Linked DNA regions of Homo sapiens: region 1 is linked to region 2. The links are chromatin contacts, found by Hi-C or POLR2A ChIA-PET in ENCODE. All regions are on one chromosome and are shown on one strand. Each heading gives the region's core, a stretch centred on a gene start or an enhancer-like site at or near the end of the contact. The rest is flanking DNA. Distances are from core to core; before and after follow the strand shown. Region 1 has its middle 4.8 kb from the start of UMODL1. Region 2 overlaps PRDM15 (PR/SET domain 15).

The links. Hi-C counts contacts between places; a loop is a spot of excess contacts on that map. ChIA-PET counts read pairs that join two places held with the same protein, here RNA polymerase II (POLR2A). Pooled maps may share reads with other maps.
Region 1: a loop to region 2 is called in a map of breast epithelium, with 28 times the contacts of the local background. The contact joins two enhancer-like sites. A Hi-C loop is called at or near these places in 1 of 168 maps with a recorded cell type or tissue (breast epithelium), 9 of 37 single-sample maps with no recorded cell type and 7 of 50 pooled maps. POLR2A ChIA-PET finds 5 or more read pairs at or near these places in 1 of 52 experiments (activated CD4-positive, alpha-beta T cell).

What each region holds. Positions count from the first base shown.
Region 1 is chr21:42,063,220-42,069,749 of GRCh38, reverse strand. It overlaps a transcript of UMODL1 not described here. Among named protein-coding and RNA genes, the nearest start is that of UMODL1, 4.8 kb to the left of the region's middle. RefSeq lists enhancers at 1,845-2,399, 5,583-5,652. Within about 2 kb of position 3,074, at least 2 of the 41 ENCODE cell types and tissues checked have a DNase peak (open chromatin) inside an H3K27ac peak, as active enhancers do.
Region 2 is chr21:41,799,164-41,805,293 of GRCh38, reverse strand. It overlaps PRDM15 (PR/SET domain 15), which reads left to right. Exons shown (of 24, transcript NM_001040424.3): 22 at 680-760; 23 at 2,373-2,582; 24 at 3,572-6,130. The coding sequence ends at 4,054. Among named protein-coding and RNA genes, the nearest start is that of RIPK4, 35 kb to the right of the region's middle. Within about 2 kb of position 2,438, at least 7 of the 41 ENCODE cell types and tissues checked have a DNase peak (open chromatin) inside an H3K27ac peak, as active enhancers do.

The DNA of each region.
Region 1 (6,530 bases), core at 1,825-4,324, 260 kb before region 2:
ACTATAATGTATGAATGTCTATAAAATATCAAGGTAAATCAGGGATAATATTACAGGTTAAAACTCAAAATTCGTCTGGTGCACTGTTGTCTCTCATCTTCACGATTGCCCTATGAAATAGGTCCTTTGTCCCTATTATATAGGTGAGAAAACAGGTTCAGAAAGGCCACACAGCCAGTAAACAAGAGATTAAACCCAGGCTTGTCTAAGCCTCAAGCCGCAGTTCTTCACACTCCACTCCACTGCTGGTCTGTCATGATTTAACCACAGACCCCAAGACAGGGGAACAAAATCAAGACATTTTACCAGTTGAGGACTTCATAATAATTTATAATCATCCATAAAATGTCATTGTAACATGCTGTCTCTTTATATTAAAATGATTAAAGAAAAAAATCCCAAAATTAACAGTCTGTTTCTAGCTTGGTGTCTCCTTCAACCTCTGTTTTATTGAGGCACAATGAAAGATACCCCTGCTGTTTGTGTGTGTGTGTGTGTGTGTGTGTGTGTGTGTGTGTGTTTCTGTCTGTGTTTTGTCCATGGAAGGCATTTTTCTCCAGTTATCCTTTATACATATTTTCCTGCATGATGGCCGGAGGGATTTTTCACATTTGCCCTGTCCATGTAAACACTCTGAGGAGAAAAACAACCCCATACTGTAACCCACCAGGGAGAGAATTCTCCAGCACTTGGTGTCCAACAATGCCGGGGTGTGTCTTCCACAGTCCATCCAGCAGAGAGCCCCAAATTCGCTCAGGGCCTCTGTGCAGAAAGGCCAGCATCCCCCACACAGCATCCAAGGGCTGGAGAGACAATGGAGGCCACTGGTGTGCCATGCTGGCTTTCAGGGCACACATGCCCAGGCATTCACACCCACTCACACTCACATACATGCGCTCACACTGGGCATAAACACAGACACATCCACACTCACATGTGCACCGACACATACAGACACACTCACACAAGTCCACACACATACTGACACACGTTCACACTTACACACACTTACAAACACAAACTCATATGCCACATCACTCATGCATGCTCATTCACACATGCCCACACTAACACATGTACACATATTCACTCATATGTATATGGGCATGCATGGTAACGGCTGCCGGGCAGGTGCAGGCAGAAAGAGGCAGGGTGGGAGAAGCCCTCATCTCCAAGGGGTGGCCAGCTGGGTTTATTTTCAGGGAAAGCTGGTTGTGATGGAGAATGTGAGGACGAGCTAGGGAGGAGAGTCATGCAACCAAAAAATGGTTTGGACTTGGAAGAGACCTTGAGTCATCCAGCCCAGCATCCAGCCCATCCAGGTGGCTCTCTGACAGCGGCGGTGACTTAACACCCTGTTTCTCGGGGTGTGTGTGGGGACCACCTGCATGGGGAGGGAACATATAGAAAATGCAGGCTCCCAGCCTCACCCCTCTCTCACTCAGGCACTGGAGGATAGGCCCCCCGGCATCCGGGTGACTCAGGTGCTCACACGACCTTGAGGACGGGACCGTGTCCTCCTGAACACCAGGACACGAATCCAGTGGGATGGCCCCTTTTGTGGACAGATGGCTCTGCCTGAAAATTCCTCACGATATGGAATCACGGTTGGCCTTCCTGCTGGAACGACCACATCCGAGAAGCCTGGTCCACCCTCACACTGGACAGTGAGTGCCACTCCTCCATGTGGCAGCCTTCGGACCCTTCTGGAGAGTTCTCCGGGCCGCCTCTGTTTTGCTCCCCTCCCCCATCTCTCTCTCCCTCACTCACACAGACACGTGCCCTCGTCTTTGTCTCTGTTTCTGTTTACCTTTGAAGAAGCTCGGCTTTCTTATCACAGCCCGAATGACTTTTCCTTTTCCACATTCCACTTCGGAGACTGTGGCCCTCCACGGGCAGCAGTTGCCGGGTTGGATGGAAAGCGAGGGTGCGGCCTGGGGTTGGGACATTGTCTCCAGGCCCCAAGGAGCAGCATGGGCCTGTCGCTTTCTCGTGGCAAGGCCAGAGCAGATCGGAAGGCGAAGAGACACGAGAAACTCCCAGAAGAGGCGCCCAGGCCTTCAGAGGTGCTTCCGTAACACAGCAAAGGCATAGCTAAGGCCAGGGGGGCAGTGGACACGCACGTGCCGGTGTGTTTTCAGACCCTGCATGCCTCACAGTGGAACCTGGGGAAAGCCCTGGATTAGGAGCCAAATACCCTCAGTCCAGTCCTCGTTCTGCCAACGGCTGGACAGGGTCCCCTGGGTGGCATTTATCCATTCAGTGCCTCGGTTTCCTAAATGAGAAATTACCAAAAGGGAATAGTGATGCCTTCTAATTTAATGGTGTTTTAATGCCTCCTGATTTTATGAAAACCAAATTAATTAATGTATGGGAATGCCTTCTAGAACTAGAGTGTATTTTAAGTATCCATCACTTATTGTCATTAAATGTAGGTAAGGCCATTACTGGGGAAATATAATTAAAAATAAAATGTGCTGGCCAGGCACAATGGCTCATGCCTGTAATCCCAGCACTTTGGGAGGGGTGGGGGGTGGATCACGAAGTCAGGAGTTCAAGACCAGCCTGGCCAAGATGGTGAAACTCCATCTCTACTAAAAATACAAAAATTAGCCAGGTGTGGTGGCACATGCCTATAATCTCAGCTACTTGGGAGGCTGAGGCAGAGAATTGCTTGAACCCAGGAGGCGGAGGTTGCAGTGAGCCAAGATCGCGCCACTGCACTCCAGCCTGGAGGACAGAGCGAGACTCCATCTCAAAAAAAAAAAAAAAGAAAGAAAAAAGACGTGTGCTCTAAACCCAGGAAACCTCTCCACAAAGGTGGAAAAGAAAGAAAAGTTTCATTATTGAATAACCGTTAAGCCAGAAGATGATATGCATCACAAGCAATGGCTAAGAGACTGCAAAGAAAGGATCTTATCCTTTTAAAGACTCAAACAGGTACAACTAACTGCATGCGTGTTTTCAACATAAACAATAACTAGTCCTTAAGGAAGAGGCCCTGACAGTGCCATTTGTCACACACCGTTGACCCCAGAACCACCTGGTCACTGGGGTTACCATCTGTGTTTGTTAATTGTCTGTATCTAGAAGAAGAATGAACTCCTATCTTCATGACAGGAGGTGGTTTTGCAGCTTGGAGCAAGATCAACTAAGTTAGGCTTTTGGCCTCCCTAGGAAACCAGAGAGGCCAGGAGACAGTTTGGGAGGCTGAGCTGGGCAGATCGCCTGAGGTCAGGAGTTCAAGACCAGCCTGGTCAACATGGTGAAACCCTGCCTCTACTAAAAATACAAAAAAGATTAGCCAAGCATAGTGACACACACCTGTAATCCTAGCTACTCGGAAGGCTGAGGCAGGAGAATTGCTTGAACCCAGGAGGTGGAGGTTGCAGTGAGCCGAGATTGCGCCACCGCACTCCAGCCTGGGCGACAGAGCGAGACTCCGTCTCAAAAAATAAATAAATAAATAAAGAGTAATGCTCAGAGAAAAAGGAGAGAAAAATCTCTTCCCTTCTTTTCAATCAGGAGAATTAAGCCTCTATTTTTAATTTGTCTCTGTCCTTGAAATCCTGAGGTGGTTTTAAGGGCATAGGGCACTTACCAGAGAAGACTGGCCTGGGTGCTTGCCAGGGCCTCTTCCAACTCTGAGATCGTGAGCATCAAGGATAAGCTTTGGAGCCTATTGATAACCGCATTAGCACCACGATCAGGAATGCTGTCGCCCTAACAATAACGTTAGGACAAAGAATTCACGGTTCATGTAAAAGAGCGAATGCAAGTCAGAAACAAAAATCCACCTATGTCTGGGTCCTGGGACCTGGCTGCGGAGGGCAGCGTGGTCTGGAGAATAGGGTGCCAGCCAGGCCTGGTGTCCTGACTTCTAGACAGGACTCCAGCCTGTCTGTAAAAGTTGGTGCAGGCTGAGTGCAGTGGCTCACTCCTGAAATCCCAACACTTTGGGAGGCTGAGGCGGCCAGATCACAAGGTCAGCAGATCGAGGCCCTCCTGGCCAACATGGTGAAACCCCCTCTCCACTAAAAATACAAAATCTGGGCATGGGGGTGCATGCCTGTAATCCCAGCTACTCGGGAGGCTGAGGCAGGAGAATCGCTTGAACCAGGGAGTCGGAGGTTGCAGTGAGCCAAGATCATGCCACTGTACTCCAGTCAGGGTGACAGAGCGAGACTCCGCCTCAAAAAAAAAAAAAGAAAAAAAAAGAAAGAGATCTGGTGCAGTCCTTGGCCACCTGGACTTCAGGGTCTTGTTTCCAGATAGTGAAGATAACTGGCTCGATCCACACCTGCACCAGCATTTCGTGACTGGATCATCTCTTAGGACGGGTCAGACCACGGTGCTTCTAGACCCATCAGGGCCATTCTGCACCCAGTAATGGATATCATCATGTGGCTTTGAAATAATGAAGCAAGAGCAATAGAATCTGAACTGAAACGCAATAACTGCATGAATGAGTTTATAGTGTGGCATCTTAGAAAGCTTTCTGCTGGAGGGTTCCAAATAAGTGACGCCAAACTCAGAGGGGATCGTTCCCCGCCAGCCCTCATCGCAACAGGCAGCTGCCCCAGCACAGTCACTCCTGGAAAACACCAATGTCCCAAGGCGCGGAGTCTTTCTGCCGGGGCTGAGGTTGGGATAAAAGGACATCACAACAGTGAGTTGCCTCTACCTCGAATCAGGCTTTAATGTTTAAGAGGAAAAGAGAGAAGGTGTACATTCCCCCAGCCGCAAGGATTTTCAAAAGTAAAAACAGAATACAACAGATTCAATAGTTCCAATAAATGATTTTAAAATTCTCAGATATGCGCTCTTTGTCAGGATTCTCCAGAGAAACAGAAAACTGATTTTAAAAAAAGAAAAGAAAAGAAAGAAATTTGTGGGCCGGGCATGTTGGTGCACGCCTGTAATCCCAGCACTTTGGGAGGCTGAGGCGGGCAGATCACCTGAGGTCAGGAGTTAGAGACCAGTCTGGCCAACATGGCAAAAACCCATCTCTACTAAAAATACAAAAATTAGCCAGGTGTGGTGTTGGGCGCCTGCAGTCCCAGCTACTCAGGAGGCTTAGGCAGGGGAATCGCTTGAACCTGGAGGCAGAGGTTGCAGTGCGCCGAGATCACACCTTTGCACTCCAGCCTGGGCAACTAAAGCGAAACTCTGTCTCAAAAGAAAAAAAGAAAAGAAAGAAAGAAATTTGTGATTCTAAGAAATTGAAATTGGCTCACACAGTTACGGAGCTGACAAGTCCACCACCACCTGCAAGGTGAGTCAGCAAGCTGGGGCCCAAGAGAGCCAACGTGTAGTTCCCGTGCCAACGTAGGCAGACTCAAGACCCAGGGAGAGGTAATGTTTCAGTTCAAGTCCAAAGGCAGCAAAAAGCTGATGTTCCAGTTCGGAGGCCGTCCGGCAGGAGGGGTTCTCTCCTCCTCGGGGGAAGGGGCAGCCCTTTTGCTCTTTTCAGGGCTTCAGCTGATTGCATGAGGCCCACCCACATTCTGCTTGACTCAGTCTATTGATTCAAATATTAATCCAATCAGATCAGAGGAGGGACCTGCAGAGGCACGGCCGGCAGAGAAACTGTTGGGCTGAACTGCCAACGGAGAACGCCAGGGATCTGATTCACCAGCAGCCTTGGGGACATTCACCTCGGGCTCGACAGACTGCCAGAAACCCCCCAAGCCCCAAGGCATCCATATAACGGCCAGGTTATTTCAGATTGACACACATCCTAATGTACGAGTCAGCCCACACATCCCACAGGCGCTGAGCATCTCTTGTTTTTCACCCCAAATAAACTCTGCTGAAACTGGGGGGCCGCAGGGTGTCGAGAAAAGGGAAGAAGGGCAGAGGGCAGAAGTGGGTGGTTTGCTCTGCTCCACCCATGGGAGGCTGGTGCACACGGCTGCTTCCGAAAGGGCTTCCTGCTTTAATTGCAGTGCTGAGACACAGGTGGCTCTCACGCCCTCTAATTCAGGCAAAGCCGCCACTGGGGCCAAGGGGAGCCGGGGGACAAGCAAGCGGCCAGTTGGGAGCAATGTTCACGATAGCTCCTTGCGTGCACCAGTCCCAGAGTCTTAGAGGGAGGGATTCCTCCAGGGGGTCTGAGGCCAGAGGTTTCCACTGCTCCTGTCCTAACGATCAGGTGAGCAGCCTCCCTGGGCTCCTGGGTCTAAGGCATCGCTCAGGAGGAAGGACCTTCACCACATTTGCCAGGAAGGTCTCCTGATACCCATGAAAGGCTGCTCACCTGCTGGGAAGCTCTTTAAAAAATCCCAATGCCTGGCCTCCAGCCCCAGGAAAGCAGCTTAGAATCTGTTTGGGGGACACCAGGGGGGACTCCGAGGGGCAGCAAGGTTGACAGCCTCGACCCAGTCCAAACACAGGGCAGCTTGCCAATGAGGAAGTGAAAGTGAAGGGCCCTTGGCCCAGGTCACCCTGTGCAGCGGGCTCAGTGGCAGCCCCCTGCACCCCTGCAAAAGATATGTCCAATCCTAACCCCAGGTACCTGTGAATGTCAA
Region 2 (6,130 bases), core at 1,189-3,688:
CTCGTTGTCCGTTGTCTTTCTTATGATCTAATTAGGTCATCACAGGAACAAACGCAACTGCTGTAAGCAGGGTGTGGGCGGTGAAGGTCACTCACTTTTGGGCAGGACGCACTGAGCTGGTGGGAGGGCCCCTGTGGACACATGGGGCGTGCTGAGGACCCCGTTCAGTGGGGCCATTGGAGGGAAGGTAGGGGCAGGGCGTCACTTCATCACAAAACCAACAAATGAAAGCACTTGTGTATGGATTCAACTGAAAAGTACGATGTGTAAGGCACAAATGTCTCATTTTTGGTGATTGCTCATAGAACAAGTTTACTCTACTGTATCTTTACCTTGCTGTGGTCTCCCTTGGAAATAACAGAAGCGCCACTGAAACCTCACCCCTTTGGTGGGGGGCCAAAAAGGGAGGACATAGTCTCCCCACTGGGGGAGTGGACGTGAGATGATACAGGGGCAAGACCATTGTGGGAGCATGAAATAAGGGGTGAGGATAAGCCCTGGGCTTCTGGACACAGAGTTTCAAAGTCAGAGCTGAACAGAGGAGACTGGGAAGTGCGGGGGATGCCTGGGAGGGAAGGGCAGGAGTGGTGGAGGTGGTCCCAAGGCGTGTGTGGCTTCTGGGTTCCCACCTGCATCAGCAGCACCCTGACCCCCAGCTCATGCCCTGTGCTCCTCATAGGTGCTCGCGGTGAGGATCGATGACCTGGACCACCTCCCGGAGACCACCACCATCGACGCCTCCTCCATTGGCATCGTCCAGGTGAGCAGCATGGGGCCCCAGGGGCTCAGAAACTTTGGGGTAAGTGGACACCTGCAGAAGGGACCAGAGGGGCTTGGACAGGCCGGGAGGGAGCAGCTCTGGGCAAGCCTGTGGCCAGGTTACCCTGTTTTCTTGGCTTCTCTTCCCCTCAGAACCTCTTAGATCATCTCCTCGTTTCTGTAGTTTCTGTGACCTCAGTTTGTTGAATACTGGTGTATCTCACTTTGGAAAACAGATGTTTTCCAGAAAAAAATAGAAATTAGAACAATTGGCTGGGCGCGGTGGCTCACGCCTGTAATCCCAGCAATTTGGGAGGCCAAGGCGGGCAGATCACTTGAGGTCAGGAGTTCAAGACCAGCCTGGCCAACGTGGCAAAACCCTGTCTCTACTAAAAGTACAAAAATTAGCCAAATGTGGTAGTGCACGCCTGTAATCCCAGCTACTCAGGAGGCTGAGGCAGGAGAATTGCTTGAACCCAGGGGCGGAGGTTGCAATGAGCCGAGATTGTGCCACTGCGCTCCAGCCCAGGCAACAGAGCGAGACTGTGTCTGAAAAAAAAAAAAAAAAAAATCAGAACAATCATTAAAATGTTCTAAGCAAAATAAGTTTAAACATACCAATTAGATGAACTTAGTTTTTAAAGAAATTTTTAGTTAATACTAAACTTTCAGTTAGCAAAATTTTTTTTTATTTCAAAGAGAACGTGCCATGCTCTCAGTGGTCTAAGATCACATGTATGCCTCTCGTTCTGAAACAGCGCTTTAGAGTGCAGTCTTCATGAAGGGCACTGGGTCCGGCTGAGTGACGTACGGCGGCTCCAGCCCCAGCCCCAGAACCCACAGGCCATTTCTACCCTTGGCAAGTCACAGGCATGGGGGGGACGGGTCGTCCCACCATGACAGCGGTGTAGGCCCACGCTGGGTCTGTCTGCCACTGGGTTAGGATCAGGTTGTGTGGAATGGCACAGGAAGCCCAAGAGGAGTGGCAGGTGACCACTCACCGGCCACCACTGCCCCGCGGCCTCTGTGAGCCTGAGCGAGCCTGGTGAGCCGGCCCGGTTCAGAGGATGTGGTCACAGCCCAGCAGTGTCCTGGACACTTGCAGGGAATCGTGCGGGGAGGGGCCCACTGGGCTCACCACTGCAGCTGGGCCCTCGTTCCCTGTCCCTGCAGGTTTTGTGGTCAAATCTGTTTTAATTCAAAATTGTTTTTTATGGTGGATTCGTCTCAGCCCTGGGGAAGAGAGAGCCCTGATTTGAAAGCATTTTCAGCCTTGCTCTAGCAGCTCACCCGGGCAGAAACATTTCCCTTTGGAAATACCCAGTGGCTTAAAACGTTAAGTTTCTAAGAAGTGTTTACATTTTAGCATAAAATACAACTTTTAAAAATATGACTTGCATGTATTTTTTTTTTAAATCTGCAACTAAAGGAACTTGCCCCGATCCTTAGAAATACAAGACCCAGCTGTGGTCACTGTTTCTTGTGGCAGCTCGGTGGCCCACAAGCGTCCCCACTGATTGGAGAGTGTGTCCAGGGCAGTGCTGGGGCTGCCCTGGCCGCTGCCTGACGTGACCGACTAACCTGGTTCTCGGCTGAAACCGATTTTTCTGCAGCCTGAGCTGACTCTGGAGCAGGAGGATTTGGCCGAAGGGAAGCACGGGAAAGCTGCCAAGCGAAGTCACAAGAGAAAGCAGAAGCCAGAAGAGGAGGCGGGTGCTCCGGTGCCCGAGGACGCCACCTTCAGCGAATACTCAGAGAAAGAGACGGAGTTCACAGGCAGTGTAGGCGACGAGACCAATTCCGCAGTACAGAGCATTCAGCAGGTCAGTTTGCTGCTTTATGTTCTGATTAGGTGCCGGTCACTTTCCCTAAGCATGAGAGCCTTACGTGTGTGTGACTCCATCTCTTTTTACTATACACAGTGTACATGTGGACTTCATGTGGTTGAAGGCAGCAGACATTCTGTTTTTCACTTAAGCATGTTTCATGTAAGCATTTCTGAGTTCTGACCTACAAATCATGCTTGTCATTGTTAGTAGCAACATATATTCTAGCATGTTGAAGAGAGATATCCCTGCCCGGGTGGCAATTAGGTAGGCTGTTTGCAGTTTGGGGAGGTCACGGGTGGCCTACCCAAGTGCCCTTATGGTGAAAGCTCAGCCCTGTGCATTTGCTGACTAGCCGGAGAGCAAGGATCCCTCAGTCTGGAAGGTGAAGACAATCCCACAATCCCACTTTCTCGAGTGGAACCTTCTGTCTTGCTCAGCCTTCGTCACTTTTGCTTTTGAAGCCTCTGAGTGTTTGATCAGTCTGTGTCTAATACTGCACTTCTCTCTCTTGTTTTGGGGGATGGTAATCTTGACTGCAAAAGTTCCTCATTTATTTGGCCTTTCATCCCTCTCCATGAAAGAGAATGCTTTCTCTTATTAGCGATTGGTACTGCAAATACCTTTATTGCTCTTTGTAGCTTTGTGGTGGGATTTTCATTTACCAACAGCAGGGCACTTCAGAGGAATGGATAGAAAAGGAAGCATCTGTTTTCCGTCTTTTTCGTGCTTACTTTTTTCTATTTTTTTCTAGCCAGTGAAATTAATTTGTTTCTTAGTTCCTTCTCATTGCTTTCATGATTGTGTCTGTTTCTTGTTTTTGTTTCTCGCTGGAATTTTTCCAGAACAAAATTAACTCGGTTTCCTCTTTCACCAAAGAATGTCGTGCTTCTTTGGTGTGGTAACACAGAGCGCATCCTGGGGAGGTCCTTGCGTTCCCCATTTTGCAAAAATGAACGGATTTTTGTTGTGTGTGAATCTTCCAGGTAGTGGTGACCCTGGGTGACCCAAATGTGACCACACCATCGAGCTCAGTCGGCTTAACCAACATCACCGTGACCCCCATCACCACTGCGGCCGCGACTCAGTTTACCAATCTCCAGCCGGTGGCCGTGGGGCACCTTACCACCCCTGAACGCCAGTTACAGCTGGACAACTCAATCCTGACCGTGACCTTTGATACCGTCAGCGGCTCTGCCATGTTGCACAACCGCCAAAATGACGTCCAGATCCACCCCCAGCCGGAAGCCTCGAACCCACAGTCTGTGGCCCATTTCATCAACCTGACGACCCTGGTCAACTCCATCACGCCCCTGGGGAGCCAGCTTAGTGACCAGCACCCGCTCACGTGGCGGGCAGTGCCCCAGACTGACGTCTTGCCACCCTCGCAGCCGCAGGCACCCCCACAGCAGGCGGCCCAGCCCCAGGTGCAGGCGGAGCAGCAGCAGCAGCAGATGTACAGCTACTGAGCTGCGTTCCGGGAGACTCGGGGCAAGAACTGCAGAGGGATGTTTGGGATTTGTTTAGATGTGTTTGCTGGATACCAAACAAACAAAAAGTCATACATTGCAATGTAAGGTTGACTTAGCTTTGCAGAGTATCTCCAGATCCCCCGCCAGCAACCATTACGGTCTGTCAGCTTAACTCTAGAAGGGACCTCTGGCAGGCCAGAGTTTTAAACTGGATGGGGCTCCACACCATGCCTTACCAAGGCAGTAAGTCCTGGGCCGGGGCCGCATCTGCCTCCCCTTACAGAACCAGTGTTCGCCCGACACAGGGTTCGGGAAAGTGAAGCTGAGAGAGAAGCAGGATTTTAAGAGGCAGGAGATAAGTTATTAGGAACACAAATGGTTCATTTTCTTTTTTCTTTTAGAGCTCGGTTCCTATGAGAACACAGACAGTATTCACAGGTGGCAGCAGGCAGCAGGGAACATTTTCTCCTCACTTCTGGATTTTTTTGCAAGCGAGCACATAGAAGTTAAAGTAACGTGTATTCTCTTTGAACTAGGAGTGGAGTCGGTTCTTATACAACTATGGGCTGAAACCATGAGGCGTGCTGAGCCGCACCTGATCCTGCAACCTTCGAGGTCATCACGGTCATCATGTGCAAGGGGTCACGTGAGGTCACTGACTCCAGCTCAAAACGCATCTTAGTAATATCCATGAATCGATTTCCAATAGAGTTTTTTTCCTTTTTTTTTTTTAACTTTATTTCAAACATACATTATGTGTTCAAGACTGTTATGGCCAATATTGTGTTTTAGTTTTATGTTAACATGATAAAGTCATGTGCACTGTAGGACCATCTGTCCCTGTCCACCCTTCACAGCTGCCCAGATGCAGAGGGTCGCGCGGCTGTGTGTGAGGAGTGAGCCTCCCTGCTGCCCCCAGGGGCTCCTCCGGGTTGTCTCAGGATTCTCTGCAATCCAAATGTATCCATTCTGGCTGAAGCCCAGCCAGAATCCCGAGTGGAAGAAACGGGGGAAAAGTCATATTTTCCTTCTGTTTAAACTTCAATTCCAAAGGTTGGTGTATTTCATGACCAGTTTTCTATAAAAATATTGAATGAGTTTGGCTCTTTACAATGGAAAAGTGTAGGTATTTCTGAAACACAGAGAAAATGCTATTTCCTGCCAGGTGGTAATGAAAGCAGAGAGGTTAGTTCACTAATAGAAGCATTAATTGCCCCTAAAACTGAATGTGCGGTGAACAGCCAGGTCTGCGTGTGCGGGGACACGTGCTGTCACGTCTGTGTACCAGTTTCGGGGGCAGGGGCCAGGGTTGGGGGAGGCACCCAGCCCTCCTGCTGCCCACGACAAGAAACACTGAGAGGTGTGGGGAGAAGTTTGCTCTTAACTTTCCTGGTACTCTGTTTGTGGCCACAGTGAGAGGACAAACCTGCCTTAAGGTGTCCTGCTTTGCCAGTTATCCCAGATCCTGCACTCACTGGGAGTCCATCTTGAGGAAACACTGGCATGGCTGAGTAATTGATCAGGAGCAGTCCTGATGTTGCCAGCAGAACAAAGGATGATTGTGTTTTTCAAAACGCAACTTTCTCAGCACTTCACTCCAAACAGCAGACTTTTGAGGACAGGGCTGGAATTTGTTTTGTGCAATATATGCCTTCATGAACTAAGGAATGTTCATCCCCAGGCAGCATGCAGGAGGGTCTGTGGGGCTCACCTCCTCACCTTACCCACCATCACTCGCGCCTAGCTCTCACCTCTCAGTTGAATGAATAGTGGGAGATCATTTGACTTTTAATTTATGAGAATTATTTTATGTTATTTATGTATATAATTAACTGTTTTATACATAGTAGTCTCATCAAATGAATTCGGGCTTGGGGTGATATTGTCTCCATTCTCCAGATACAAGTGCTCCAGGCATCCATGGAATCAGCAGGAGACCAGGGCTCCTAAGATATATTTTTAAAAATCAGTATCGATTTCTTTTTGCCTTTGCAGAATCTAAAGGGCAAATGACCTCGCAGAGACTCCCAACGGGCTTTGGGCTCATGACGAAACACCCACTAGCATTGATCT